5 separate regions of the Homo sapiens genome follow, and all the other regions are linked to region 1. Evidence: chromatin loops called from intact Hi-C (ENCODE). Cell type or tissue: heart left ventricle. All regions are shown on one strand. Links, peaks and the distances in the headings refer to the core of each region. The heading gives the core; the rest is flanking DNA.

Region 1 (5,940 bases), core at 519-5,518:
CAGCCCTTTGGGAGGCTTAGACAAGCAGATCACTTGAGCTCAGGAGTTCGAGACCAGCCTAGCCACATGGTGTGACCTTATCTCTACTAAAAATACAAAAATTAGCCAGGCGTGGTGGCACATGCCTGTAACCCCAGCTACTCGAGAGGCTGGGGTGGAAGAATCGCTTGAACCCAGGGGGCAGGGGTTGCAGTGAGCTGAGATTGTGCCACTGCACTCCAGTCTGGGTGACAGAGCGAGACTCTCTCAAAAAAGAAAAAAAAAGAAAGTCACCCCTTCACCTAAGATCCTTTATCATCCTTAACAGATGAAACCATTCTAGGACATTATAAGAACACTAAGAAAAACATCTTACTTTCTTTTTTCCTCACAAAAAACTCAGAGAAGAAAACAGAAACTCATTTCTGCAAAAATAAATGCAGAAACTCATTTCGACAAAAATAAATGTTATAAAATCCAATACAAAATTGGCCAAGTGCCATTTGGGAACCATTGTGTTTTTTAAGATTTTGATAAACAGCATTTGAGGAGGTTGAGGGGGAGAAGCGAACACTGCCTGTGATCAGGAAGGACTGGAGAGGGAGGTATGCATACCTGCTCCTTAACAATAAAACAAACACATGTCATCCAGGCTCATGGAGCATAAATTGGCAAAAAGAAAGCTACAAAACGGTAAGAACTAAAGCAAAGAACATTACAGAATTCTGTCTCAATCCCGCACTTTCAGTGATATGACAGAATAAACTATCGGTACCATCCCTGGGCTCAGAGCCCTGCTCAGGAGCAAGTATTGACCTAGTAGACTTGAAATTGCCCCTATACACTTTATAAAATTAATCAGGAGGCTGGGTGTGATGGCTCACACCTATAATCCCAGCACTTTGGGAGGCCAAGGTGGGTGGATCACCTGAGGTCAGGAGTTCAAGACCAGCCTGGCCAACGTGGTGAAACCCCGTCTCTACTAAAAATATAAAAATTAGCCTGGCTTTGTGGCACACGCCTGTAATCTCAGCTATTCAGGAGCCTGAGGTGGGAGAATCCCTTGAACCTGGGAGGTGGAGGTTGCAGTGAGCCAAGATCATGCCACTGCACTATAGCCTGGGCAATAGAGTGAGACTCTGTCTCAAAAAAAAAAAAAAATCAGGAAAGAAGTGAGGGGAAAATTAAAATAAACCAAGCGTGCAGCACATTCAGCATTAATCATTAGTCTCTGACCTGTTTCATCATAGTTTCTTAGTGCCTATTGTCCTAGAATGACTAGGACAATAGACCCTGTTACAAGATTACAGTCCCCTTTAACTGCTCTATAGATAACAACTTGAACATTATAAAATATTAAGTTTTCCCTTTGAGATATTCTTTCATGTCCTGCATACCAATGAAACTGCTGACATCAGCTGGTCTGAAGGACCCCACAAGAAGCTGACTCACCAAAGAACGCAGTTTCCACATCTTGATAATTTCATCCCCTTTACCCTGATCAATGAATGACCTTGATTCTCCAGCCTCTCACCTTCCATGATCCCCTTCAAAGCCCCAGCCCAGAAATCGTTGGGGAGGTGGATTTGAGGATCTCTTCCTGTCTCCTCACTTGGCTACCCTATACTCATGAAACTCTTTCTCTGTTGCAAATCCTGCTGTCTCAGCATAATTGATCTGTTACTGCACAGTGGACATACGAACCTGGTGGTCCTAAAACAGACTCAGCTCCACCTGCTTCCAGAACCAATGCAAAAGTGTCAGTGCTTGGGATTTTTATGTGTACTTGGGAAGTGGCCACCCAGTCCAGGACTTGGCCAAGTCTGCACATCCACAATGGTGGGCAACCTGACCTCTCAACCCTCACACAGTTGTTAAGCCTTGATGATGAGACTTACTGAATATTTCAATTGCCCTTCAGAGTATGGAGATTCAGGAGAATCTGTCTAAGCTTAGATGAGTGAGTGTTCCTCTACCTTTAACCTGCATCCGAATCACCAGTAAGTCTGAGGTGGCCCAAGAACTTGTATTTCTTACAAGCTTCAAATGGGGAGCTGCTGCATCAACTGGTCTGCTAAGTGCATATTGGGTGGCTCTGGCTTAGCATTTACCCCCCTGCCTAACTCCATCTGGGATGAATTAGACCCTGAGTGTGGGCCAGAGCTTACTCCAACTGAGCTGACATTCCAGAATCCCAGTGTTGCCCTGTCCATCTCCACTTTCCCCACTGCCTACGACCTACTTGTCCTGCCTCATCTAAAAAACTGAACCCCTTGGAAGTGACTTTGGCCTACATGGTGAGGGTTTGGCATGCCATTTCCAAAACTGGAATCTTTTAAAATATAGATATATTTAAATGTGTGTGTGTGTGTGTGTGTGTGTGTGTGTGTGTTTGTGTATGTGCATATATATGTATGTGTGTATATATATGTATATATACACATGTACACATATACAGTATATATATATAAAATACATATAAATACATACATACATACATACATACACACACACACACATATACAGAGACAGAGACAGAGACAGGGTCTGGCCTTGTTGCCCAGGCTGGAGTGAAGTGGTGCAATCACGGCTCACTACAGCCTCGACCTCCTGAGCTCAAGCGATCCTCCTGCCTCAGCCTCCTGAGTACCTGGAACTACCTGCACACACCACCATGCCCAACTAATTTATTTTATTTTGTATAGATGAGGTCTCGCTATGTTACCCGGGCTGGTTTCAAACTCCTGGCGTCAAGCAATCCCTCCCCCGCTCCCCACTTTGGCCTCCCAAAGCTCTGGAATTATGGATGTGAGCCACCAAGCTTGGCTCCAATACTGGGATCCTGATGGCTGGCCACCTCTGCGTGGGGCAATCTCACAATTAGGTCAGTCCCTGGACAAGGATCCCATATGGTCCTGCCTTCTGCTTTCATTCCCTGTTCCTGCTACCACTGCTACTACTGCCACAATTCTATCAACACTCCTTCTGACACCATCAACTCCCATTGCCACCACTGCCACGCTTATCACCAACACCTCTCCCCACCAGCAGCTGCTGAGGTTTGGGCATGCTGCTCACTGTGAATGCATGGGTTGTGACAGCTGGGGACGAGAACATAGCACATATGGCACGTTCCAATTAAGAAACAAAATAGAATGAAAATGCCTGCCAGTATTCCCAGAGTGAGAATCACTGGGGACCTTATGAAAATGCAGGTTCCGAGGCTCCTTTCTCGGTATCCCTAATTCAGTGGGCCTTAGTGGAACTGGCCAGCACCCCCAGGTCGTTCTCACGCAAACCCCAAACATCTCAAAAGCACTGGTTCACTTTTTTCATTGTTTTTACCATGTTTAAAATGTTTTGACCATTTTACAATATACAATTCACTGGCATTGAGTACATTCGCAATGTTGTGCAACTATCACCACTATCTAGAACTTTTTCATCACCCCAAACATAAACCCCATACCCATTGAGCAGCTGCTCCCCATCTCCCCTTTCCCAACCCCTGGTGACCACTAACATGCTTTCTGCCCCTATAAATTTGCCTAATACACATGGTTCATGAAAATGGAGTCGTAAAATATGTGGTCTTTTATGTCTGTTAATTTTGACGGTGCAGAAGAGGTGATTTTATGTTGTGTGTAATTTTGTTTTGTTTTGAGAGAGGGTCTCATTCTGTTACCCAGGCTGGAAAGCAGTGGCCGGATCATAGCTCACTGCAGCTTCCAACTCCTGGGCTCAAGTGATCCTCCTGCCTCAGCTTCCTGAGTAGCTGGGACTACAAGGATGCACCACCATGTCCGGCTAATTTTATTTATTTTTTGAAGAGACAGGGTTTTACCATGTTGCTGAGGCTGGTCTTGAACTCTGGGCTCAAGTGATGCTCCTGCCTTAGCCTCCCAAAGTGCTGGGATTACACGAATGAGCCACCATGCCTGGACCGTGTGTGTGAATTTAAAACCCTTGACCTTGCTGAAGGTCTGATTCATATTCTGTGGCCAGGGGGTTCTTCCAACCCCCATGCTGGTAATTGATGGACTGCAGGCTTGCTCCTAAAGCCCAGTCTGGTCAGCTGGCCTGCCCCTCCCCTGGGTTCCTCCTAGGCCACCTTCTCCCTGGGCACATCTCTGCTCCTAGCTTGTTCCATGGGTTTCCAAGTCTACCTCTGTCTGGAAGCATTTGGTGAGACACTTAGATAAGACTCCTCATCCTGATGGGACTTGAGTTCCTGAGCTCTTCAAGACTGGATGTGGAGAGAATCCAGCCCCTGCATGGTGACCATACCCTGGGCCCTCCCAGATGCCGGCCTTTCTCTCCACCCCAATGGAAACTTCCAGTTCTCTGTGCTTAGGGATTTATGACAGAGATCACAGTGAAAAAATGGTCTTCAACGCAGAGTTTGGCACAGACATTAGTCAGGACACTTGACATTTCTGCATCATCTCTTTTTTTCTTTTTTTCAGAGAGATTTCAATATTTTATATATGTAAGAATTAGCTTTGATGCCCTAGAAAGAACATAAAACACAGACTGAAAACACTTGGGTATCAGCTACTTGGGAAGCTGAAGTGGGAGCCCAGCTTGAGGTAGAGGTTGCAGTGAGCGGTGATTGCACCACTGCACTCCAGCCTGGGTGACAGAGTAAGATGCGATCTCAAAAAAAAAAAAACCACCTGGAAATACAGGTGCGCCTGAGAATACCTTTATGCCTGAAATAACCAATCAGCTAAATGTATAAAAGCAGCCCTACAAAGACTATTTTAAAATATTTTAAAAATATTATTAGACAAAGTTTTAAAATATTATCTTTAAAAATGAACGAAAAGATGGTGGCGCGGGGAGAAACTCGGTTGCATATTCTGCTCATGCAACCTAGGGGGTTTCTTATCTGTCCAATGGAGATAGCAAATCCCAGAAATGAACCTGGGTTTTGTGGGACCTGAAATTTACACAATTTGAGGCATTCTCTTTGAGAAACATTTTAAAAGCTTACTTTTGTAAGTTCTCCAAAAATGCATGACATGTAAACACACAACAAGGGGCCATCAGATGACCTCGAAGGGCACCCGTGCAAGTAAGGGGCCCAATGCGGAAGCTTTGTTAGTTTCTCAGTGAGAATACCAACTGGGGAGGCAGATTCCACCAATGCCAGAGTTCCTTTTCTGCTGACAATCACTATTTTTCAAACATTTCAAATACTATGCTTGTCTGTGTCTATAATGAAATATTTATATCCCCAAATTGCTAACCAAGCTCACTAAAAATGTCAGCTAATCAGGAAACACTCCAGAACACTAGTCAGCCAAATTAGATCTCCTTTGGTAATTTAACCAGTGAATGGGCTGTCTTGGAAACTCGTAACATTCCACAACATTTGTCTTCATACTTACTGGGTCCTTATTAAGAGCCACATGCTGTTGGCCTACAACAATTCCTTCATACCTCTTAAAGACTCTGTGAGGTAAAGGCACGATCGACCCCATTTTACAGATGAGAAAACGGAAGCACAGAGCGTGTGCTATGTGCTGAATGTCTGTGTTCCCTCAAAATTCATGTTAAATGCCAATCAATGCCTCAATGGGGTGGTATTAAGAGGGCAAGTGTTTGGGAGCTGATTAGGTCAGGAGGACTCTACCCTCATGAATGGGATGAGTGTCCTTACAAAAGAGGCCCCAGGGAGCTGGTTCACCACTTACAAGACATAGAAACACATAGAGAGACATCTATGAGGACTAGGCCCTCACCAGACACTGACTTTGGACTTCCCAGCCCCCTGAATTGTGAGCAATACATTTCACTGTTTATAAATTACCCAGTCTAAGGCATTTTTGTTTAACTTTGTTATTTTTTATTTTTATGGATACAAAGTAGTTACGGTATTATTTCTGGGACTGCAGGCATGCACCACTATGCCTGGCTAATATTTTATTATTATTATTTTTTGTAGACATGGGGTCT
Region 2 (5,940 bases), core at 379-5,378, 140 kb after region 1:
GAGCCTGAGAAGGGCATCCTGGCAATAGCCAATTGCGCAGCTCGCAAAGGACACCTACATCTTTATATACCAATGGGGAGCTCGACAGAACCAGAGCCTGGCTTGGACAGGCACCTTGCATGGTGCTGCAGAAACTTGCAGCCTAGCAAACGGAGTGAGGCAAGTCACTGTGAAGCACAGGGATGCAGCATGTGCTAACTGGAAAGCACGTTGCTTCGGGGATGGGCTTTTGCATGTCAGGGAAGGATTCCTGAAATTGTTGCAAAGACCAAGAAAAGTATGCCAGGCAACTGGAGACTGGAGGCTCTGCACACTTTCTCCTGGTTAATGACACCATTAAAAAATGACAGCATTTTAAACCTCAGAGTCAGTCTCAATGCCTCCTGGGTCTTCAGCCTCCTTTACTAAATTCTCACCAATTTTTTTCCCTCTTAGTTCAAGCCACCATCTCCTGCCCATCTCCAGTGACAATATTTGGGACCAGGCTCTCCTCTTCCCTCATGCAACCCGGTAGAGCAGCAGAGCTGGCCTTCCAGGTTGCACTTCTCTCCCCTTGCAGAGTTGAATTGTTCAATTCCCCTACAATACGCTCAATCATGACCCCCTATAGATATCCACATTCTAACCCCCAAAAACTGTGAATGTTACCCAATATGGCAAATGGGGCTTTGCAGATGTATTAGTCCAATCTCTATACCTATAAAGCTCTACCTGAGCCTGGGTAATTTACGAAGAAAAAGGTTTAAATGACTCATAGTTCTGCAGGCTTAACAGAAAGCATGACTGCAGAAGCTCAGGAAACTTAAAATCATGGGGAAAGATGAAAGGGAAGTAAGCACGCCTTACCATGGCAGAGCAGGAGAGAGATAGAGAAAGCAAAGTGGGAAGTGCTATGCTTTCAAACAACCAGATCTCATGAGGATTCTATCATGAGAACAGTAAGGGGGAAGTCCGCTCCCATGATTCAGTCACATCCCACCAGGCCCCTCCTCCGACACATAGGGATTACAATTTGAGATAAGATTTGGGTTGGGACACAGAGCCAAACCATATCGGCAGATGTGAGTAAATTAAGGCTCATGAGATGGGGGGGACTATGCCGGATTTATCTGGGTGGGCCTGATGATATCACAAGAGTCCTTATAAGAGGTATACAGGAGGATCAAAGTAACAAAGTCCATGCAGCCACAGATGCAGAGACTAAAGTGATGCAGCCACAGATGCAGAGACTGGAGTGATGCGGCCATAAGCCAAGGAATGCTGGCAGCCTCTGGAAGCTAGGAGAGGAAAGGAATGAATTACATTCACCCTTGGAGCTTCCAGAAGGAAGGCAGCCTTGCAGACACCTTGATTTTAGTCCTGTAAAACTCATTTCAGATTTCTAACCTCGAAAACTATAAGAATAAATGTGTGGTGTTTTATGCCACTATGAAGCCATTTGTTACAGCAGCAGCATGAAACTAATACATCCTGTTCCTTAAAAGATTAATACTGAACTCCCAGTAGACACAAGTGGCACCAACCTATCCCTTCCTTCTCAGCTCCCACCACGCCTCCACCCATGGACCTCATGCATCAGCCACACTTATCTCCTTAAATCTTCCCCTAGAGAGGCTGGTTGTTTCCAATCCTTGTGCCTTTGCACATACTGCTGCCTTAGAAGAGAACACTTTGGGCCTCCCCTCTCTGCCAAGAAAATCTCTGCTAATCAGTCACACAGTAGCTCTGATACCACCACCTCTGTCAAACCTTCCTTGCCCTCCTTGTGCAAATTTAGCCTCTCTACACTCTATCATTATGTGGTATCAACATAAAGATCTTCTTAAGAATTTCTCACATTAAAAAATATTGATACATAATATTTTATATAGCTGGCTGGGCACAGTGGCTCACGTCTGTAATCCCAACACCTTGGGAGGCCAAGGCGGGCAGATCATGAGGTCAGGAGTTCGAGAGCAGCCTGGCCGATATGGTGAAACCCTGTCTCTACTAAAAATACAAAAATTAGCTGGGTGTGGTGGCATGCGCCTATAATCCCAGTTACTTGGGAGGCTGAGGCAGAAGAATCACTTGAACCCAGGAGGCGGAGGTTGCAGTGAGCCAAGATCGCGCCACTGCACTCCAGACTGAGTGACAGAGAGAGACTCCATCTCAAAAAAAAAAAAAAAAAAAAAAAAAATATATATATATATATATATAATATTTATGGGTTACGTGTGGTATTTTGTTACATGCATCAAATGTGTCATGATCAAGTCAGGGTTTTGGGGTGTCCATCACCTCAAGGGTTGATCATTTCTATGAATTGGGAACATTTCAAGTCCTCTTCTAGTTATCTGGAAATCTACAATACATTGTTGTTAACTACAGTCACCCTACTCTGCTATCAAATATTAGAATGTATTCCTTCTAACTGTATTTTTGCACCCATTAACCAACCTCTCTACGAACCCTACCCCTGCCATTCACCCTTCCCAGCCTCTGGTATCTATCGCTTCACTCTCTGGCCCCATGAGGTCGACTTTTTTAACTTCCACATATGAGTGAGAACATTCAATATGTTCTTTTCTGTGCCCGACTTATTTCACTTAACATAGTGACCTCCAGCTCCATCCATGTCCCTGCAAATGACACGATTTCATTCTTTTTTAGGGTCAAATGGTACTCTGCTGTGCATACACACCACATTTTCTTTATCCATTCCTCTGTTGCTGGACACTTAGTTTGATTCTATACCTTTGCTATTATGAATACTGCTGCAATGAACAGGGGTGCAGGTATCCCTCTGACACACTGATTTCCTTTCCTTTGCATAAATACTCAGCACTAGGATTGTGGAGGGTATGGAAGTTCTAGAATTTATTACATTTTTACAGTAGGTTCAATAACGTGACTGTCTTCACCCCCTCAGGTACAACCCAGGTAACCCCAGAAATGTATCTGCCTATATAAGACTAGAACCAAGAAGAACCCAAAAAACACAGGGAGAATGAACCGAAGACTAAATAAAGGGTTGTGTCCTTCAGCTGTCAAACTAAGAGGGCCTATGATAAAGAAAGCATGTGCGGCATGCTCAACCCCTAGAGAGCAGGTCCAAGAGGAATGAAGGCACAACTGGAAGCATCAGCTGCCCCCAGCAGGCTAATCCACATGCTCTCCCCTCACTCTCAAAGTCAAAATGTTCAAAAAGCTAATAGGAGGGCCTGCTGAGAGCCACCTCCAGGCTTGCAAGTGCCAGAGCAGTAGCTCTCAAACGATAGTCCCCAAGACCAGCAGTATCACCTAGGAAGATGCCAGAAAACGCAAATTTACAAGCCCCACTCGCTCCCACACATGGAAACATCAGATTGCTGAAGTTGTTTTTTTGTTTTTTTGGGACGGAATGTCGCTCTATCGCCCAGGCTGGAGTGCAGTGGTGTGATCTCGGCTCACTGCAAGCTCCGCCTCCCGGGTTCACGCCATTCTCCTGCCTCAGCCTCCCAAGTAGCTAGGACTACAGGCGCCTGCCACCACGCCGGCTAACTTTTTGTATTTTTTTAGTAGAGACGGGGTTTCACCGTGTTAGCCAGGATGGTCTCGATCTCCTGACCTAGTGATCCGCCCGCCTTGGCCTCTCAAAGTGCTGGGATTACAGGCATGAGCCACCGCTCCCGGCCAGATCACTGAGGTTTTAACAAGACCTCCAGGTGTTTGCAAGCCCACTAAAGTTTGTGACCCACTCTTTCAGAGGCAAGGAAAACCCAAGGAGGCTCTAAAGGTAAATTCCTGCAAGTGGCAAACAGTTCTCTTCCCTGTATTTGTTTGCTAGCATTGCCATAACAAAATTGCACAGACTGGGTGGCTGAAACAACAGACATTCACTGTCTCATCGTTCTGGAGGCTGGAAGCATAAGATCAAAGTGCTGCAAGATTGCTTCTTGTTTTTTTGTTTTGTTTTGTTTTTTGGAGTCTCGCTCTGCGGCCAAGGCTGGAGTGCAGTAGCGCAATCTCAGCTCACTGCAACCTCCGCCTCCCGGGTTCAAATGATTCTCCTGCCTCAGCCTCCCAAGTAGCTGGGACTACAGGCACCCGCCACCACACCCAGTTAATTTTTTATATTTTTAGTAGAGACAGGGTTTCACCATGTTAGCCAGGATGGTCTCAATCTCCTGACCTCAAGATCCGCCTGCCTCAGCCTCCCAAAGGACTGCTTCTTTCTGCAGGCCTCTCTCCTTGGTTTGCAGATGGCCCGTCTTATCCTTGTGCAACCTCATATGGTCTTTCCTCTCTGTGCACACATGTGTGTCCAAATTTCCTCTTCTCATAAGGACACCAGTCGGCTGGGTGTGGTGTCTCATGCCTGTAATCCCAGTACTTTGGGAGGCTGAGGTGGGTGGATTGCTTGAACTTACGAGTTTGAGACCAGCCTGGGCAACAAAGTGAAACCCTATCTCTACAAAACAAACAAAAATTAGCTGGGCTTGGTGGCTCGTGCCTGTGGTCCCAGCTACTTGGGGAGCTCAGGTGGGAGGATCACTTGAGCCCAGGAGGCAGAGGTTGCAGTGAGCCAAGATCACGCGACTGCACTCCAGCCTGGGTGACAGAGCAAGACCCTGTCTCAAAAAAAAAAAAAAAAAAAGAAAGTAAAAAAAAAGGACACCAGTCAGTCATCTTGGATTAAGGCCCACTCTAAAGACCTCATTTTAATTTAATTATCCCTTAAGATCTTTAAGATCTTTTCTACAAGTACAGTCTCATTCTGAGGTTCTGGGGATTAGGACTTTAACATAGGAATTTGGGGAAAATGCAATTCAACCCATAATAGTTCCCAAGAATTGAAATTGTGCCAAGTGAACAACTCCAATTTGCCTGCCAATGACAAGTGACATATACATAAGAAACAGGTTGGGCACAGTGGCTTACACCTGTAATCTCAGCACTTTGGGAGGCTGAGGCAGGAGGACTGCTTGAGGCCGGGACTTTGAGACCAGCCTGGACAACATAATGACAGTCTGCCTCTACAAGAAAAAAAATTAAAAATCAGCCAGGCAAAATGGCACATGCCTGTAGTCCCAGCTACTCAGAAGGCTGAGGTGGGAGGATCACTTGAGCCCAGGAGTTTGAAGCTGCAGTGAGCTATGATCGCACCACTGCACTCCAGCCTGGGTGACAGAGCAAGATCTCGCCTACAAAAAAAATAAAAATCAATTAAGATTTAAAAGAAGAAACCAACAGGGCAATTCATCCTGACATTCTTGTTCACCATCACCATCATCACGCGTCAGAAACACAGCCTCCTAGGTGCACGCTCAGGTAATCGGGGTGCCCAAGATGTAGACCCCCTCAGTGCTCACGGCTCCCGGGAAGAGGGCCCAAGCTCGTCACCTCTGGCAGCTGTCTTATTTTACTCCACTATGCTGTAGAAACACCATCATTTTCCATGGAGGTGGCAATGTGAAAAGGGTGAGATAATAATAGTAACTACCACCTCCGATTCCTAAGAGGAATAAATGAAGTACACGTGCAAAAAGCTGAGACACACTTGGCACAGAGGCTACACCTCCACAGAAGAATGCCCAGCCAGTGTTCCTTACGGTTGTCACGATCACCACCACTGTCACAGCCAAGGGCACCAGGGCAAGCCCCCTGCCAGGCACTACCTCAGGGATTCAAGGCACACGAAGCCAACCTTCCAGGGTCTCCATTTCACGGAGGAAGGAGCTTCCTCCTCTTGGTTGGTGACCCCACCAAATGATTTGCAGTGTCTCTTCCAGTTTGGAGATGCTATGCATCTCTTGACACTTCTATAATTCTGCCATTCTCCCTGACTCCCAGGAGAACCCGGGATCTGTGAAGACCTCAGAAGCTGAGTGCTAGGCTGACTGAAACACAGACCTTTGCTTTAGTTATTCTGCTGTGTGAGATCCATTTGCCAAGGGAAATTGGGGAAAGTATTTTTGC
Region 3 (5,940 bases), core at 556-5,555, 170 kb after region 1:
GCAATCCTCCTGCCTCAGCCTCCCAAGCTGCTGGGACTACAGGTTCACATCACCATACCTGGCTAATTTTTTAAATTTTTTGTACAGACAAGGTCTCCCTATGTTGTCCAAGCTGGTTGGGAACTCCTGGCTTCAAGCAATCCTCCTGCCTCAGCCTCTCAAAATGCTGGGATTACAGGCATGAGACACTGCACCCAGCCTCAGGTATTCCTTTATGGCAACACAAACAGACTAAGAGGAAAGGGAAGAGTAAAGCATGCTCCTTGCCTTTAAGAGCAAAATTGGAAATGGAACGTGGCACTTTGGTTCACATCCCTGTTCTTTGGTTTATATCTCCTTAGAGGAAAGGATCTACTCACCTCCAGGCGACCACAATGCAAGAGAAGCTGGGAAGTATCATTCTTCTCTGGGTGGCCACATGTCCAGCTAAAAAGCCTATCTCTAGGGAGGGTGAAGTGGACAAACAGCAATCTTTTTCACAAAGGGGGAAGGATACAACAGAAGTTGATGTTTATCCCCAGGGAGCTTACTTACCCAAACAACTCTACCATCAGGGCCCTTACCAGATCCGCCAAACCAGGGAGGAGAGAAAGAGTGAGAAAGGTATCAAGTAATCCAAGGGCATTCGTCTCCTTGAAAATTTTTAACTTTAGAATATTCCAAGTATGATGGCAAAACAAGCCACTTTCAAAGAACTTACAGAGAACATCATCATAAACACAGCAAGCTCAGAGCCAGAGCAACAGAACTATCTGATCCCCAAAATGCTGCCATTTCCATTCCCAATATCAAAGACATGGAATCAACCTAGGTGCCCATCAACAGTGGACTGGATAAAGAAAATGTAGTACGAGTGGCTCACACCTGTAATCCCAGCACTTTGGGAGGAAGAGGCAGGCGGATCACGAGGTCAGGAGATCGAGACCATCCTGGCTAACACGGTGAAACTCCGTCTCTACTAAAAATACAAAAAATTAGCCAGGCGAGGTGGCGGGCGCCTGTAGTCCCAGCAACTCGGGAGGCTGAGGCAGGAGAATGGCGTGAACCCGGGGGGCGGAGCCTGCAGTGAGCCGAGATCGCACCACTGCACTCCAGCCTGGGCGACAGCGAGACTCCATCTCAAAAAAAAGGAAAAAAAGAAAAAAGAAAATATGGTACGTATACGCCATGGAATACTAGACAGGCATAAAAAAGAACAAAACCATGGCCTTTGCGGCAACCTGGATGCAGCTGGAGGCCATTATCTTAAGAGAATTAATGCAGACACAGAAAACCAAATACTGCATGTTCTCACTTATAAGTGGGATCTAAACAATGGGTACCTATGGACTTAACAGGTGAGAACAACAGACACTGGGGACTCCAAATAGAGGGAGACAAGAAGGGAAGTGAGTGTTGAAAAACTACCTACTGGATACTGTGCTACCTAGGTGATGAGTTCACCTGAAGCCCAAACCTCAGCATCATGCAATAAACCGTTGTAACAAACCTGCACATGTACCCCTTGAATCCAAAATAAAAACTGAAATTAAAAACAACGAAAAAATACATTTGATATCTGAGATTATATCTCATCTAAATACAATTGACAATTCTCCGGTCTCGGCTGAGACAGGCATGCATCTCTGTCTACTTCTGTCTTCTCCCCAGGCTGTGAAGTAGCTACTAGGTAAGGATCCAAAAGAGTTAGGCAAGCTTTTAACGTTCCACCCTCTAAGGGAAAACGTGGGAAATGTCACTTCTGTGTAACTGTGAGGCATTCTTTTATTTCAATATGTCCAAAGTCTCTTAAAACACCCAAATGTAAGAAAACTGAGTTTTAACTCCCAGTGACTCAAATGTAATATAGGACAGAAATGACAGCTTATTTTTAATAAGCTCTGCAAACAACCACTTCCCCTTACTCTGAAGTCACTTATCACTTTATTCTTGAAGAATAACAATGTAAAACTCATTTTTCTAGCCACACTCAGCATTTCCTAAATGGATGGCTTAAATTTCAGAGTGTGAGCTAGTAAAGTTATTTTTAAACCTGTTTTCCAGAGCCTCGTCACATGTCCCAGCTTGTCTGTGTCCCTACTTTGGGGCCTGGAGTGAAAAACAATCCCAAGCTCTGCTCAGCTGTGCCGTTTCAGAGATCCAGCCCTGCTTCGTGAAATCAGAAGCCTTGGGGTTAAAGCATCACTGGCCCTTCTAGATACTGCTGTCATGCAGGAACCTCTCAGAAGAAAAGAGAAAGGGCTTTGACATTAGATCTCTCTTGCTGCATAACAAATTACCCCAACTGAGTCATGAACACAGTATTTTTTTATTTCATTTATTTATTTCTTTTTCAAGACAGGGTGTCTCTCTGTTGTCTAGGCTGGGGTGCAGTAGCACAATCATAGCTCACTGCAGCCTTGAATTCCTGGGCTCAAGTGATCCTTTTGCCTCAGTCCCCAGGTAGCTGGGACTACAGGCATGTACCACCATGCCCAGCTAATTTTTATTTATTTTTTTTTGGGGGGGGGTACAGACAGGGTCTCACCATGTTGCCAAGGCTGGTCTTGAACTCCTGGCCCTAAGTAATCCTCCCACCTCAGCCTCCCAAAGCATTGGAATTATAGGCATGAGCCACTGTGCCCAGCCCAAACAATATTTACTATCCCAGAGTTTCTATGGGTGGGAAATTTGGGCATAGCATAGCTTGGTGCCTCTGACTCAAGGTGTCTCATTAGATTGCAATGGGACTGTCGGCTGGGGCTGCAGGCTCATCTCTAGGCTTGACTGGGGACAAGGGGGAATTCTCCTCCAGATTCACTCACACGGTTGCTGACAGGCCTCAAGCCCTTGCCATGTGGCTTATCTACAAGGGGACCTCACGGTGTGGCAGCTGAGTTCTCCCAGGTGAGTGACATGAGAGACGGAGAGAGGGCACACCCTAAGATAGAAGCCACAGTCTTATTATAACCTAATTTCAGAAGTGGCACACATGGTCTCTGCTGCATTGTAGTTATTAGAATGAGTCAATAGGTCCCACCCACATTCCAGGGGAGAGGATTAACAAGGGTATAAATGCTGGAGACCCCCACGGGGCCACCAGACAGGCTGCTGACTACAACCTCCTTGTGGTATGAATGGGTGTTTAACCGCACACAGAGAGAGGCACCATTTCATTATCCCACTTGGAAGCCAGAACACACACAGAATCCCAGTCATTCACAGGGCTGGCGAGACCTTCATTTCCCCACCTTTCAATATTTAGCCCATCATTTATAATAAATACTGAACACAGACCAGGTGCAGTGGGGTGATGGCTCATGCCTGTAACCCCAACACTTTGGGAGGCTGAGGCAGGAGGATCACTTGAGCCCATAAGTTGAAGGGTGCAGTGAGTTATGGTCACACCACTGCACTCCAGCCTGGGAGACAGAGTGAGACCATGTCTCTCTAAATAAATAAATAAATTCCGAATGCAGCTAGATGCAAATGTGAAAGGCTTCTGGGAGAGACCTCTTTCCCAACCCCTCACCTTCCCTGCCTCCCACCCTGGAACCAGAGTCCCCTCCATGCCTGAAATACTGCAAAAGAAAGTAACTGCTCTTGGCTCAGTTCCTCTGGGGCTCTCTCCTACAGTTCTGCCTGCTCAGAGAGAGAGTGTGGCTGCTCTGCCCTCTGCCTTATGGAATGTGCTCTGTGCCACAGGGGAGCTGCCCAGCTCTGGCTCTGTTTGCTGAATACATTAAATAGTGGAGTGGATTAGTGGGAGACTCACTGTGGCCATGGATCTAAGCCACGCCCTTAAGCACAGCTTCTCTCAATAAATAAAGTGGATATTTTTCACTCCATTGGTCAGATTCCCGTGTTTATTTCTCAAGTGATTTCAAACTCAGCAAGGATAGAAACGGGTGCCCCCTAACGCATCCCCATCACACACAAAGATCTAGTCCACCAGTCCACACTCCTATTTGAAAAGTGAGTAAACTGAGGCATTAAGAGGCAGTGGGGTGATGGGAAAACATCCCCAAAAAGTTCCAAAACTCTTATTTAGCCACTAATTATTTATTAAGCCCCTGGCTGTGTGCTAAGCTCTGTGCTGGGGCTGGCTATTTTCCGTTTACTTGTTTGTTTGTTTGGTTTTTGAGAAAGGGTATCACTCTGTCACCCATGCTGGAGTGCCATAGCCTGATTATAACTCGCAGTAGCCTCAAGCTCCTGGGCTCAAGCAGTCCTCCCATGTCAGCCTCCTGAGTAGCTGGGACTACAGGCGTACACAATTATGCCCTGTTTTTTCTTTTTTTTTTTTTTTTTTTTTCAGAGATGGGATCTTACTATGTTGGCCAAGTTGGTCTCAGACTCCTGGCCTCAAGCGATCTGCCTTGGCCTCCCAAAGCGCTGGGATTACAAGCATGAGCCACCACATCTACCCAGGGCTGGCCCTTATTCCAGACATCTTCCTGTTCCGTCCCAGGCAAATGACTACACCCCTCTGAGCCCCAATTCTCTCATCTTGAAAATGGGGATCAAGTGAAATGGTGCATATAAAGTTCACACCTACAGTAAACAGTCAACAAATGTCAGCTACTCCCCCGAACTTGCCGGGGGAATGCCTACTTGCATTACATACGGAGACAATAAAGCTATTTTTCAAAGGCAATTTAAAGAAGGAGGCGATCTGCCTATGATTGGATGAATGGGGGTATTTCAGTTCCACTCCCGTGGTTTTTGACCCTACCTCCCACTCTCTGGACCCCCAAAAAAGAATGTGGCAGCGTGTTTGTGCATTGTCAGGGAGCCACGAGATTCCCTGGGTGTTCTGGCAGGCGATGCATGAGATTTTGCCAGGGCAGTAACAAACCAAGACAAAGAACTTAGGCATCTCCCTCAAGGACACTCAGTGAGCGTGGAGCACAGACAAAAATAGAGCAGAGGATGGATCATTCCCTTCCCCGTCCTGGCTTTCTTTTCTTCTCTCTCTCTAATGGCTTAGATTATTATTTTCTCCCAGCACGACCATCAGCTATTAGAGCAGGTGCAGTTTTTGTAAACACCCCGCAGAAGTGCTGCGAGGGAGGTCAAGGGCAGGTGCCCCCGCCGAGGGCTGGCCTGGATTCCATGTTTCTGGTTCTTGTTGCTATTGTTCGGTTGCATCAGCACACAGCCTGGAGGTTGCATCCTGCGATCCAGGAGTGTTTGGCAGCAGAGGGAACACCAGCCCGTCCCTCCCAGGTGGGACAGATGACAGCAAGTCTAAGGCAAAGCAATGTATTCCCCATCTTATAGAAAAAGATAACAAGGCACCCCTATAGGCAGCCAATTATGCAGGCACCCAGGATGTGTAGTTTGCAGAGCCCTGGAGAAAAACGCCCTAAGCAGGAGACTAGGCCCGTCCAACAGTGAGGCTGTGAGGACAATGGTATTGCTGAAACCTACAGCCAGTGGCCTTGACAAAGCAGTTTGCTTTCTGGTGCAGCAAGTTTCAGTTTGGTCTTTGGAGCTCAGTTTTACACCATTGAAAATTAAAATACCCTGAGATAGGGTAGCAATGAAGCCCTCAGCCGCCCCTTACACCTCAGTGTAAGTGAGTTTGTCAGCTCTTTTCCTAAGAGAGTAGATTTTTATTTTTTTTTTTATTTAATTTTTTTGAGACAGAGTCTCACTCTGTCTACCCAGGCTGAAGTGCAGTGGCGCGATCTCAGCTCACTGCAACCTCCACCTCCTGGGTTCAAGCAATTCTCCTGCTTTAGCCTCCCAAGTAGCTGGGATTACAGGTGCCTGCCACCACGCCCGGCTAATTTTTGTGTTTTTAACAGAGACAGGGTTTCTACCATGTTGGTTAGCCTGGTCTCGAACTCCTGACCTCAGGTGATCCACCCGCCTCAGCATGCCAAAGTGCTGGGATTAAAGGCGTAAGCCACTGTGCCTGACCAAGAGCAGACTTTTAAATGGCACAGGAGATGC
Region 4 (5,940 bases), core at 682-5,681, 160 kb after region 1:
CTTAAAGGAACACTGCAATTGTAATGAAGTGATCTGAAAAAAAACAAGGAAAATGATCATTCCTATTTTCACCACATGAACACATCAACTGTTCTCATTTTCTGTATGTTCCTTTCAGGTCCTATCTGTATGTTTCTGTCTTTATTTTATATATAAGTCGCAGTACAGTTGACCCTTAATAACACAGGTTTGAATTACATGGGTCCACTTATACATGGATTTTCTTCTGCCTTGACCACCCCTGAGACGGCAAGACCAACTGATACGGTTTGGCTCTGTGTCCCCACCCAAATCTCATCTCAAATTGTAATACCCACGTGTTGAGGGGGGGACCTAGTGGAAAGCGACTGGATCATGGGAGTTTCCTCTATGCTGTTCTCACGACAGTGAGTTCTCACGAGATCTCATGGTTTTATAAGTGTAGTTTCCTGTGCTCTCTCTCTCTCTGTCTTTTCTGCCACCTTGTGAAGAAGATACTTGCTTCTCCTTCACCTTCCACCATGATTGTAAGTTTCCTGAGGCCTCCCCAGACATGCGGAGCTGTGAGTCAATTAAACCTCTTTCCTTTATAAATTACCCAGTCTTGGGTCTTCCTTTATAGCAGTGTGAGAACAGACTAATACACCAACCTCTCTTCTTTCTCCTCCTCAGCCTACTCAATGTGAAGGCGATGAAGATGAAAACTTTATGACAATCCACTTCCACTTAACGAACAGTAAATAGATTTTCTTCTTCCTTACGATTTTCTTAAAAACATTTTCTTTTCTCTAGCTCGCCTTTATTGTAAGAATATGATATACAATACATATGACATACATAGTATGTGTTGATGGACTTTATGTTACTGGTTAGACTTCTGGTCAACAGTAGACTCTTTGGCCAGGTGCAGTGGCTCATGCCTGTAATCGCAGCACTTTGGGAGGCTGAGGTGGGTGGATCACCTGAGGTCAGGAGTTCGAGACCAACCTGGCCAATGTGGCAAAACCCCATCTCTACTAAAAATACAAAAATCACCCAGACACGATGGCGCATGCCTGTAATCCCAGCTGCTCGGGAGGCTGAGGCAGGAAAATAGCTTGAACCCAGGAGGCAGAGGTTGCAGTGAGCCGAGATTGCGCCACTGCACTGTCAGTGGGAGCGACAGAAAAAGACTCCATCTCAAAAAAGAAAAAAAAAGTAGACTATTAGTAGTGAAGTTTCTAGGAGCCTGAAGTTATTTGTGGACTTTCAACTGCCAAGGAGGTAAGCACCTCTAACCCCTGCATCGTTCAAGAGACAATTGTAGCCATCAAAAAATTTTTCTCATGTTTTCCCCATCTATCCCCAAAGCTATAACGAGGTTAGTATTTTTGTCTATGATGGTACTATTTTAAAACATTCTCCAGTACTTCTTTAATTATGTTTTCACTCTTCTTCAAGATAAATACTAACACAAATAAAAACATAAACATTTAAAAAAGTCTGAAAGAGCACAAATACACAATCTAAGCTCACACTTCAAGGAACTAGAGAAATAAGAACAAACCAAACACAAACCCAGCAGAGGAAAAGCAGTAATAGGCTGGGCGTGGTGGCTCATGCCTCTAATCCTAGCACTTTGGGAGGCTGAGGCAAGTAGATCACTTGAGCCCAGGAGTTCAAGACCAGCCTGGGCAACATGGCAAAACCTTGCCCCTCCCCCCTCCCCCCAAAAAGTCAATTGTACAGACAAGTATTTACATTATGCTTATATCATAAAAAGTACTTATTTCAGACAGATGCAAGCTTCTAAAGGGTATTCATAATTATAATCTCTTTTTTTTTTTGAGACGGAGTCTCGCTCTGTCGCCCAGGCTGGAATGCAGTGGCGCGTTCTCAGCTCACTGCAAGCTCTGCCTCCTGAGTTCACCCCATTCTCCTGCCTCAGCCTCCCAAGTAGCTGGGACTACAGGCGCCCGCCACATGCCCGGCTAATTTTTTGTATTTTTAGTAGAGATGGGGTTTCACCGTGTTAGCCAGGATGGTCTCGATCTCCTGACCTCGTGATCCGCCCTCCTCGGCCTCCCAAAGTGCTGGGATTAGAGGCGTGAGCCACCACGCCTGGCCTCATAAGTATAATCTTAATGAATGTATAGCAGTCTATTGATTAAATATACCATAATTTAAATGACCATTCCATTCCTATTAGTCTTTTAGGTGGCTTCCAAATTCTTAATATTAAAAGCAATGAGGGGCCAGGCGTGGTGGCTCACACCTGTAATCCCAGCATTTTGGAAGACCAAGGCAGGCAGATCATTTGAGGTCAGGAGTTTGAAACCAGCCTGGCCAACATGGTGAAATCCCATCTCTACTAAGAATACAAAAATTAGCCAGGAGTGGTGGGTGGGTGCCTGTAATCCCAGCTACTTAGGAGGCTGATGCAGGAGAACTGCTTGAGTCCAGGAGGTGGAGGTTGCAGTGAGCAGAGATCGCGCCATTGCACTCCAGCCTAAGTGACAGAGCAAGCCTCTGTCTCAAAAAAAAAAAAAAAAAAAAAAAACAACGAAAAAAGCTATGAGGCCATCAGCATTTTCATGCATGTGGCACTTTTCCCCCTTTATGATTGATTTCCCTAGCATAAATTCCCAGAAGGAAGATTACTAGTTCAGAGGTATGAAATATTTTTATGGCTCGGAGTATGTACTTCCAAATGGCTTTCCAAAGGTGTGATTCTGATTTTACAAGGCCACCAGCTATGGGGTCCAGGCAAAATCTCACTTATACAGGGTAGGAGTGCAAAGATACCTTTGCAAAAAAAAAAAAAAAACCTGCTCTCTTGCTCTCTGCAGACCTTTCCCAATTCACACCAGTCTTCCCCTATTGATTTCTCCTGTTTTTACTGAGTGATCTCTGTGCTCCTCTTTAAAAGAATTTTCCACCTCCAGAAGCTAATTTGAAATACTAATTTACACACAGAACTCACCTTCATTATCTCTAGCCTTTGCCCATTAAAGAGACAGAAAAATCTAAACCAGTTCAGTCCCCAGTGTCCACAGGGCGTTAACCTTCAGAGACCCAGAACTAGAGGTTGCACATACGCCCAGAGATTGCTCCCAAGTCTCCACTCTTTCACAGCAAAGCATTATTTTTTCACCTAGATTTGGCCAGACATGGCCAAATTTTCCACCTGCCTCCCCCTTTTCCAAACATCCCAAGGACAACAAATGTGCCTGGAATGTCACCATGAGCATAGACTACTCCATACCTGTGCCCTTCTTTACACCCGTGGATGACAGGCAGCACAAAGTAAAAATGGCAACAACATTCTGCCTCACAAAATTAGGATGGTTTTTTAAAATAGTCTCTCTTTTTAGCACACTCTCTTAGCACGGCCCCCACAGAATCTTCCCACTTGGTATAGATCATGTGTGGGGTTAGAAAAGCCCACAGACTTCAGTCATATTATTGTCGACAATGACAAAGGCTCCACCAAGCGAGTGGATGGAGGACGAGGGCAGATGGGTGCCAAAGACTTAGAACGTAATTATTTCAACCACTTATTATCCAGGAGCCAAGAAAAGAACACAGATACCAAGAGGCATTTGGAAGGTCCTAGAGTGGGGCTAGGTGACATCGATTAATTGCTTTTCCTGAGAAACATCCATTTCTTCCTAGGGGTCCTTCCCAAAAGACAGAGGTTTTTTTTGGTTGATTTTTTTTTTTCTGGAGATAGGGTCTCGCTCTGTATCCCAGGCTGGAGTGCAGTGGTGCCATGATAGCTCAATGCAGCCTTGAACCCCTGGGCTCAAGTGATCCTCCCGTCTTGGCCTCCCAAGCAACTAGAACTACAGGTGTGCACCACCATGCCCAGTTAATTTTTAAATTTTTTTGTAGAGATAAGGTCTCACTATGTTGCCCAGGCTGGTCTCCAGTTCCTGGCCTTAAATGATCCTTCCACCTCAGTGTTGCAAGCATGAGCCACCGCACCTGGGCAACTTTTAATCCAAGTATTGGGAATGGGAGGGATCCCAGTCTCTGCCTTCATTCTAAAATCTTCATTTCCACAAAGTTGTCACGTAATCTCTCTTCATTCCTCACCATAAGCCTAAGGGGTTGGCATTTTTATTATCTCATTTTATTTACAGATGGGGATAAAGGAGTGGGATGACTTGCTCAAGGTCACACAACTAATAAAGGGCAGAGTTGAGGTTCAAACTCAGATCTGTGTGTCTCCAAAGACTCAGCTCCTGACCATCAGGCTCTCTTCTCTCTTACTGGAATGCTCCCAGAAAATAAAAGAGCCGTGAAACCAAACGCTACAGTGTTAGGTGTCAGAACTCCAAATGCCAGGAATTACTGAAATGTCTTAGTGTCAATCAACCCTTAATGACCTTGGCAAGCATTCTCCCTGATGACAGCAGACCCAGAGAGAATGAGCAAGTGGGAGCCAAGAAGGATGCATTGAACTAGAAGAGTTCAGGAGGTGCCTGTGCAGCCAGGCAGGATCTGGACGGAGCAGAGCTGGGCATGCAGTAGCAGCAGGCGGATGCTGGAGCAGTTCTGTATCCACACTCTCTTCTTAACTGCTAAACTGCTCTAGTCACTCCCTTCCTAAACACAGGCACAGAAAACGCCACCTCTAACCCTGCACCTCCATCTCCCTTTCCCCAGTTCTCAATCCAATTTCTTGGCATAGTCATCCACATCGGTTCCATTTTCCCATTTTCTCATTTCACACCCCACCCCACTTCAATCTGGCTTCCACAAACTCTTGATCCTGCCAACGACATCATGACCTCATCATGGCCAAATTCAATAGACTTGTTTCAGTCCTTTTATGAACAGACATTTTTCATTTTTGCACAAGTTTGGCCGTTGTTTTTTCTCATTCCTCATACTATCTGCCCCCAAATGTGCTGTTTTATGAGGTCTCAAAAAGGAAAATAAGAACAAGATCGAAGGAAGTTAAAGGGCTGGATGCAGCAGCACCCACCTGTAGTCCCAGCTACTCTGGAGGCCAAGATGGGGGGGTCACTTGAACTCAGGAGTTTGAGTCCAGCCTGGGCAACTTAGCAAGACCCCATCTCAATAAGAAAAGAAAAGACAAGAAAAGAAAAGAGAAACAATAGCAAAGGAAGTTGAAGGATTGCATATTTCTGCTTGTGGAAAAGAAACCTTTAGTAGAATTAAGGTCGCCCAACATGTTATACATCATAAAGCAAGCCGGAATTATATTAGACAAGAATGATGAGCAGACACTGAAATCATTGAAGAGTAGATGTATTAGTCTATTTTCGCACTGCCATAAAGACATATCTGAGACTGGGTAATTTATAAAGAAAAGAGGTTTAATTATAAAGAAAAGAGGTAATTTATAGAGAAAAGAGATTTAATTGACTCACAGCTCCACATGGCTGGGGAGGCCTCAGGAAACTTACAATCATGACAGATGGGGAAGAAGCACGTCTCACATGGTGGCAGCAAGAGAGGACAAGAAAGATCAGAGAAAACTGCCTTGTAAAACCATCAGATCTCGTGAGAAATCACTCACTATCACAAGAACAGCCTTGAGGAAACCACCCCCAGGATCCAATCACCTCCCACCTGGACCCTCCCTCAACATGTAGGGATTAGGGAGATTACAATTCAAGATGAGATTTGGGTGGGGACACAGAGCCAAATCATATCAGTGGACCAGATAGGTTATCTAGAATATTCTTCCCAACTCTAAGATTCTAATGGCCTAACTAGCTGTAAACCACAGAAAGGTAAAGTACACCTGCAATGAACATTGAGTGTCTTCTATAGTAGGCCCAGTAATGGGCACCCTGGGAGACATAAAAGGATGTGAGTTAGCATATCAGTTCTGCTGTTTGTGACAGAGACCTAAAATGACACCAGCTTTACCAGGGAAGATGGCAGTCTTGCACAGCAAAGTCCTCAGGGGCCCAGGCTGTAAGTTCCTCCCCACTATCCCTAAAT
Region 5 (5,940 bases), core at 379-5,378, 130 kb after region 1:
CTTGGTGTAAGTGAAATGTTTTTCTTCACGGGTGACCGCCCATGGCACAAAAGTGGCATGTCAATAAATGAAAAAGGAGGGCACAGATGGGCACTGGGGTGAAAAAGACTGCAATAATCATTATTCCTCCAAAGGAAACACTCTCTCCCCTCCTCTGGACAGCTGTCTACTCACTAACTTTCTCAGTGCTTCCACCAAAGTTTCAGGCAGGCTGTGATGCAAACCCTTTCTCTTGGCACGTCTGTAAAGTGCCCAGGTTTGCGCAGTGGCAGTGTCTCAGAACACTCCTTCTTTATTTAATGTAACATTTATATCATTTTAAAAATGTGACATGTCATATACTGTGTAACAAGTTACCTTGCTGTTTTGTAATATTCTTTTTAAAATATATTTTGTTTTCTTCAATTTTAGGTTCAGGGTCCATGTGCAGGCATGTTACATAGGTATACTGTGTGATGCTGAGGTTTAGGTTTCTCATCAACTCATCACCCAAATAGTGAATGCTGTATCCAACGGGTGGTTTTCCTACCCTCATGCCCCTCGCTCCCTCCTTTTATAGTCCCCAGTGTCTATCATTTCCATCTTTATGTCTATGCGAGTGTACCCATTGTTCAGCTCCCACTTGTAAGTGAGAACATGCAGGATTTGGTTTTCTGTTTCTCAGTTAGTTCACTTAGGACAACAGTCTCCAGCTCTACCCATGTGGCTGCAAAGGACACGATTTCATTCCTTTTTATGGCTGCATAGTATTCCATGGTGTATATAACATACTTTCTTTATCCAACCCACCACTGATGCACACTTAGGTTGTTTCCTTGTATTTGTTCATTTTCATACCGCTATGAAGAAATACCTAAGACTGGATAATTTATTTCTTTATTTATTTATTTATTTTTGAGATGGAGTCTTGCTCTGTCACCCAGGCTGGGGTGCAGTGGCACAATCTCGGCTCACTGCAATCTCCGCCTGCCAGGTTCAAGTGATTCTCCTGCCTCAGCCTCCCAAGTAGCTGGGATTACAGGTGCCCACCACGATGCCTGCTTAATTTTTATATTTTTAGTAGATAGGGGGTTTCACCATGTTGGCCAGGCTGGTCTCAAACTCCTGACCTCAAATGATCTACCCGCCTCGGCCTCCCAAAGTGCTGGGATTACAGGTGTGAGCAACCATACCCGGCCGACTGGGTAATTTATAAAGAAAAGAGATCTAATGGGTTCACAGTTACACATGGCTGGGGAGGCCTCACAATCATGGAAGAAGGCAAAGGAGAAGCAAAGCCACGTCTTACATGGTGGTAGGCAAGAGGACATGTGCAGGGAAACTCCCCTTTGTAAAACCATCAGATCTCATAAGACTTATTCACTATCATGAGAACAGCATGGGAAAAGCCCACCCCCATGATTCAATTACCTCCCACTGGGTCCCTCCCACGACATGTGGGGATTATTACAATTCAAGGTGAGATTTGTGGGGGACAAAGAGCCAAACCATATCATTCCTTGACTTTGCTATTGTGAATGGCACAATACAAGTGCAGGTATCTTTTAAATAGAATGATTTCTTTTCCTTTGAGTGAATATCCAGTAGTGGGATTACTGGATCGAATGGCAGTTGTATGTTCAGCTCAGAACACTCACTCTTATGGACCACCCCCACCCCTGCAGCCACCTGCCCTGCTACCCACCCAGCTAGCCAGTCAGCCATTCCACAGACATTTACAGGGGCACCCATCACATGCCGGCTGCTGTTCTCAGGTGCCGGAGAGGCCGCAGCCAACAAAACAGATAATGTCTCTGCCTTCAGAGTGCTTCTGTTCTGATGGACAAGGAAGACCAGGGACAAGTAAACATTATAGCAACAAATCACAAAATTAAGTGCCAGGAATAATAAGTGCTATGAAGAAAATGAAACAAGTAGGCCAGGGGTATAAGTAGCTAAGGAGCTGGTGGTTGTGGATTGTGCAGAGGAGCCCATCGCATAGTTCATTTCTACTTCTATTCAGGAAGACCCACGATCTCCCAGGACTCCAAGAGTCAGGACAAAGAACTGGGCCACAACTTGTGGGGAAGGGAGCTTCTAACATTGGCAGTAAGAGAACCAGGCAGTTGATGCCTTAGGGGAAGGAGAGTTCTATCAACAGATCCTGCAAAAGGAACATTGCCTCCTTCTCTCCTTCCTATCCCAAAATAAAGCTAGCACCACGTGCATCCCACTTCCTCAACCTTCAGACAGCTCAAAACGCTTTCTAGCTATTTGTGTCCCCCATGGAACTGCCGTAGATAGAGCCTTTACATGTGACAGGCGCTGAGCTGTGTTCACAAAAGGCCATGGTGACCCTAACAGCCCTGCAGCTCAGTGGGTCTCACACAAGAGCTGGTTTCAGCACCAACATCACCTGCAAGGCTTGGTAAAACACAAGCCCATCACAGGGCTTCTGATCTTCAGGGTCTGAAGGTGGGGCCTGGGAATTTGCATTTCTTTTTTCTTTTTTCCAGAGATGGGATTTCACTATGTTTCCCAGGCTGGTCTTGAACTCCTGACCTCCAGAGATCCTCCCACCTCAGCCTCCCGAAGTGCTGAGATTACAGGCGTGAGTCACTACATCTTGGGAATTTGCATTTCTAAGAAGTATGCAGGTGATGCTGCATTTATTAACGTAAGGACCCCCCTGCAACTTCTGACTCTGAGAATCTTTGTTATAAGGGAAGGATTATTATATTTACTTGACCAAGGAGGAAACTGAGAGGTGCCGGAGAGATTAAGCCATTTTCCAAGATGGCTGTAGGCAAAGACAAACCATTTCAGGATCTCCCAGTACTGAAACCACTCAGTAGATTTGTTCAAGAGCCGAACTCCCAATACAGACCCTCACAGCCTGCCTCAGCCCCCACTATGGTGACCCAGGGCCAGAGGCAGGGACTGTGGTCTGCTCCCCTTTCGACCCCCCAGGGCCAAGCATGGTCCCCAGCCCATCAGTAGTATAACAATGTTGTTGGCAGGATAACTATTTTTTTGAAAAGTTCTCATTTTCATTTTGAAATGCAAATCAGAAGGAAGCCCTGAGTTTTCCTGTCTGCCCAGACTCTTCCTGCTGACAGCCTCTGCGGGGTACCTGGACATCCACAGGCTGGTGAGCCTGCACAAACACACAAGAACACAGAGTTGTAGGTACTACTGGTCATGCCAAAATCAGCCAGGGGGCATCTTTTAATGTATTTTGAACTATTTTCATGTGCACTGATGTGGATGGTGTGTTCCAGACCAATGTCTTAGGGGATCTGTGCAAAAGTGAAATACATAAAAAGCAGAATGAGCATTGGGTACAGTGGCTCACATCTGCCAACCCAGCGCTTTTGGAGGCCGTGGAAGAAGGACTGCTTGAGGCCAGGACTTCAAGACTAGCCTGGGCAACATAGCAAGATCCTGCCTCTACAAAAAATTTTAAAATTGGCCAGGTGTGGTGGCGCACACCTGTAGTCCCAGCTACTCAGGAGGCTGAGGCAGGAGGATCACTTGTGCACAAGGAGGTCAAGGCTGCAGTGAGCTATGATCATGCCACTGCACACCAGCCTGGGCAACAGAGAGACCCTATCTCTAAAAACATCCATTTAATACATCAAATAAAAAGCAGAATGTCCCTCAAAATGAGTGGTGTGCTGAAGCCAGCTCCCCCAGAGCCTACTGTTAAATATTTAGGACTTTTGCAAACTAGCTGCCAAATGCTGCTAACTTGAAATCCACCAGAGTAGAAATATGTACACCAGGGAAACAGGCAAAAGCCACAAATGAAGGTTCCCTACCACCACCACCGAACATATGCCCTCGCCCTACCCAGAGGGCTGGTTTACCAGCATAGTACAGCTTGAAATGAACCAGAATATTCTTCAGTGTGGCACATGCTATGCTTAGATGCCAGGCATTTTTCTGTGGGTGCACATCCCTGAAATGAGTCTCTAAAATTAAAACAGGTCAGTGGAAACCTATGATTCACATTCTCTTTCTGTGTGTCTCTCATTCTCTCTCTCTCTCTCTCTCTCTCACACACACACACACATTATCTCATTAGAGAAAAATTTTTGGAAATGCCATGATTGTATTTGACCAACAGTTAAAAGTCAAACTTTTCATGGCTGATCAAAAGAATGCTTAGCCAAAGTCTCTTTATCTCACTCTCTTTTCCTATGTTCTTAAAAGAAACATCTGTTGGCTCTAAAGTACAAATGAGAATTAGGCTCCAAAAACATTGTTTCATACAAACTCTGCAAATAACCTTGTGATGTCTATAGGACAGAAACTGGAGACCACAAACAGGAATACTTCATTGTCTACCTTGATTCAACCATTTGCTGACTTTGCTAACAGAGAAAAGGGAGATAGCAAGAACAACTCAAATCTCCAGACAGACAAAAATACTACATTTTAGCCAAACTTTCACAATAGCTATAACCAGGGAGAAAATAATCTAGCCGATATTTCATTATCTTCCATTTCTCCTGTCAGAACCAACTGGGAATAGCATTGAGCAGTGAAACAAATAGTTCAAGAGGGAAAAGGAGTAATCCACAAACTATATAAACAACTGTTTTTATGTGCAAGAGTTGACAGCGTTTGAAATTGGAGCAAGGTCTACAATAACATTTCAGAGAACTGGTATCAGGGAAATGAGGTGAGTGATTACAAGGGGTTGCCTTAGCCCAAAGAGAATTTTATATTAAAAATCACAAAAGAACATGCAGTTTCTTCTCCAAGCAGTTCTTATGTCATTATCATGGAATTATATGCATATAAAATTGTTAAAAAAACAATAAGATGGATGAAAAACAGTCTTGTCAACCTTCACTGCTAATAACAGGAGTGTTTTTACTTTGGACCTGAGGTTTTAGCTGGCAGCAACTCAAAAGCAATAAAAATGATCGTGCTCTCTTCTTTCTTCTCTGAATTGAACATTTCAACTTTCAAGGCTCTTCTTTGCTCTCCGGTAGGGTGAAAAAGCAGACATGATTAACTCTATATCTTCTACATAACAGGAGAGACAGACATAGAGCTTAAATGATGTGGGGATGTTACAAGAGCAGTAAGTATCAGAGAAGAAATATCATCTCAGGCCTCCTCATGTCATATTGGTCACTGTCTGCCCTGTTACTGTGCCTGCCTCTCACCAAAGGGCATCCAGGCCTTAGGCTGCCAAGCCTCACAGGTTGTTGGCACAAAGTGAATCTAAACAGGGAATCCTGCTGTCGATTGTCTGAAGCGCAGGTTGAAGGGCTGCAGGAGAAAGAGCTTTATGGGAGCAGTAACTGAGGCTGACTTTCCCCCAAGACATTCCTGCCCTTCCATGTACAAAAGCCTGCATGACATCTACACACCTACTAGAATGGCTTAAAAAAATACCTGACAATACCAAGTGTCACCAAGGATGTGGAGCAACCTGAACTCTGCCTGATACATAGCTGTGAGAATGCAAAATAGTAGAGCCACTTTGGAAAACAGGCTGGCGTTTTTTTACAAAGTGAAACATACGCTCACCACATGATACCTGGGAATCCCATTCCTACGTATCTACCCAAGGTAAATGAAAACATATGTTCACATGACTGTATATGAATGTTTAATAGAAGATTTATTCATGATTCCCCCAAACTGGAAACAACCCAAATGTCCATCCATACTTCGGAAATTACTTAACAGTAAAAAAGAAAGAAACTCCCAATACATGGAATAGCATGTATCAAAATCATTCAAGTGAAAGAAGCCAGGCCCCAAAGGTTACATACTGCATGATTCCATTTCCAATGTATGACAGTCTAGAGAAGCAAAACCATAGAAATAGGGGACAACTGGCCACAGTGGCTCATGCCTGTAATCCCAACACTTTGGGAGGCCGAGGCAGGAGGACTGCTTGAGCCCAAGAGTTTGAGATCAGCCTGGCCAACATAGGGA

Evidence for each region. A loop is a pair of places that touch in the nucleus more often than their neighbours do. Peaks named below come from ENCODE experiments on the same cell type or tissue, not always from the same donor. Only the 100,000 strongest peaks of a DNase experiment are listed, where the experiment ranks them.
Region 2: a loop joins it to region 1, with 2.7 times the contacts of the local background. A loop is called at or near these places in 8 of 110 quality-filtered maps.
Region 3: a loop joins it to region 1, with 5 times the contacts of the local background. A loop is called at or near these places in 11 of 110 quality-filtered maps.
Region 4: a loop joins it to region 1, with 2.7 times the contacts of the local background. A loop is called at or near these places in 11 of 110 quality-filtered maps.
Region 5: a loop joins it to region 1, with 2.3 times the contacts of the local background. A loop is called at or near these places in 8 of 110 quality-filtered maps.

Annotation. Positions count from the first base shown.
Region 1 is chr7:71,405,449-71,411,388 of GRCh38, reverse strand. All of the region lies in intron 3 of GALNT17 (polypeptide N-acetylgalactosaminyltransferase 17), which reads right to left. Among named protein-coding and RNA genes, the nearest start is that of MIR3914-1, 100 kb to the right of the region's middle. In heart left ventricle, for the core only: no CTCF peak of the experiment used is centred there; a DNase peak (open chromatin) is centred at 3,008; H3K27ac peaks cover 558 bases.
Region 2 is chr7:71,261,358-71,267,297 of GRCh38, reverse strand. The region is part of intron 1 of GALNT17 (polypeptide N-acetylgalactosaminyltransferase 17); the gene reads right to left. Among named protein-coding and RNA genes, the nearest start is that of MIR3914-2, 43 kb to the left of the region's middle. In heart left ventricle, for the core only: a CTCF peak has its summit at 3,151 (motif pointing left); no DNase peak of the experiment used is centred there; H3K27ac peaks cover 1,517 bases.
Region 3 is chr7:71,235,866-71,241,805 of GRCh38, reverse strand. The region is part of intron 1 of GALNT17 (polypeptide N-acetylgalactosaminyltransferase 17); the gene reads right to left. Among named protein-coding and RNA genes, the nearest start is that of MIR3914-2, 69 kb to the left of the region's middle. RefSeq lists an enhancer at 2,229-2,729. In heart left ventricle, for the core only: a CTCF peak has its summit at 3,659; a DNase peak (open chromatin) is centred at 3,665; H3K27ac peaks cover 4,856 bases.
Region 4 is chr7:71,242,694-71,248,633 of GRCh38, reverse strand. The region is part of intron 1 of GALNT17 (polypeptide N-acetylgalactosaminyltransferase 17); the gene reads right to left. Among named protein-coding and RNA genes, the nearest start is that of MIR3914-2, 62 kb to the left of the region's middle. In heart left ventricle, for the core only: no CTCF peak of the experiment used is centred there; no DNase peak of the experiment used is centred there; H3K27ac peaks cover 1,612 bases.
Region 5 is chr7:71,271,954-71,277,893 of GRCh38, reverse strand. The region is part of intron 1 of GALNT17 (polypeptide N-acetylgalactosaminyltransferase 17); the gene reads right to left. Among named protein-coding and RNA genes, the nearest start is that of MIR3914-2, 33 kb to the left of the region's middle. In heart left ventricle, for the core only: no CTCF peak of the experiment used is centred there; no DNase peak of the experiment used is centred there; H3K27ac peaks cover 4,138 bases.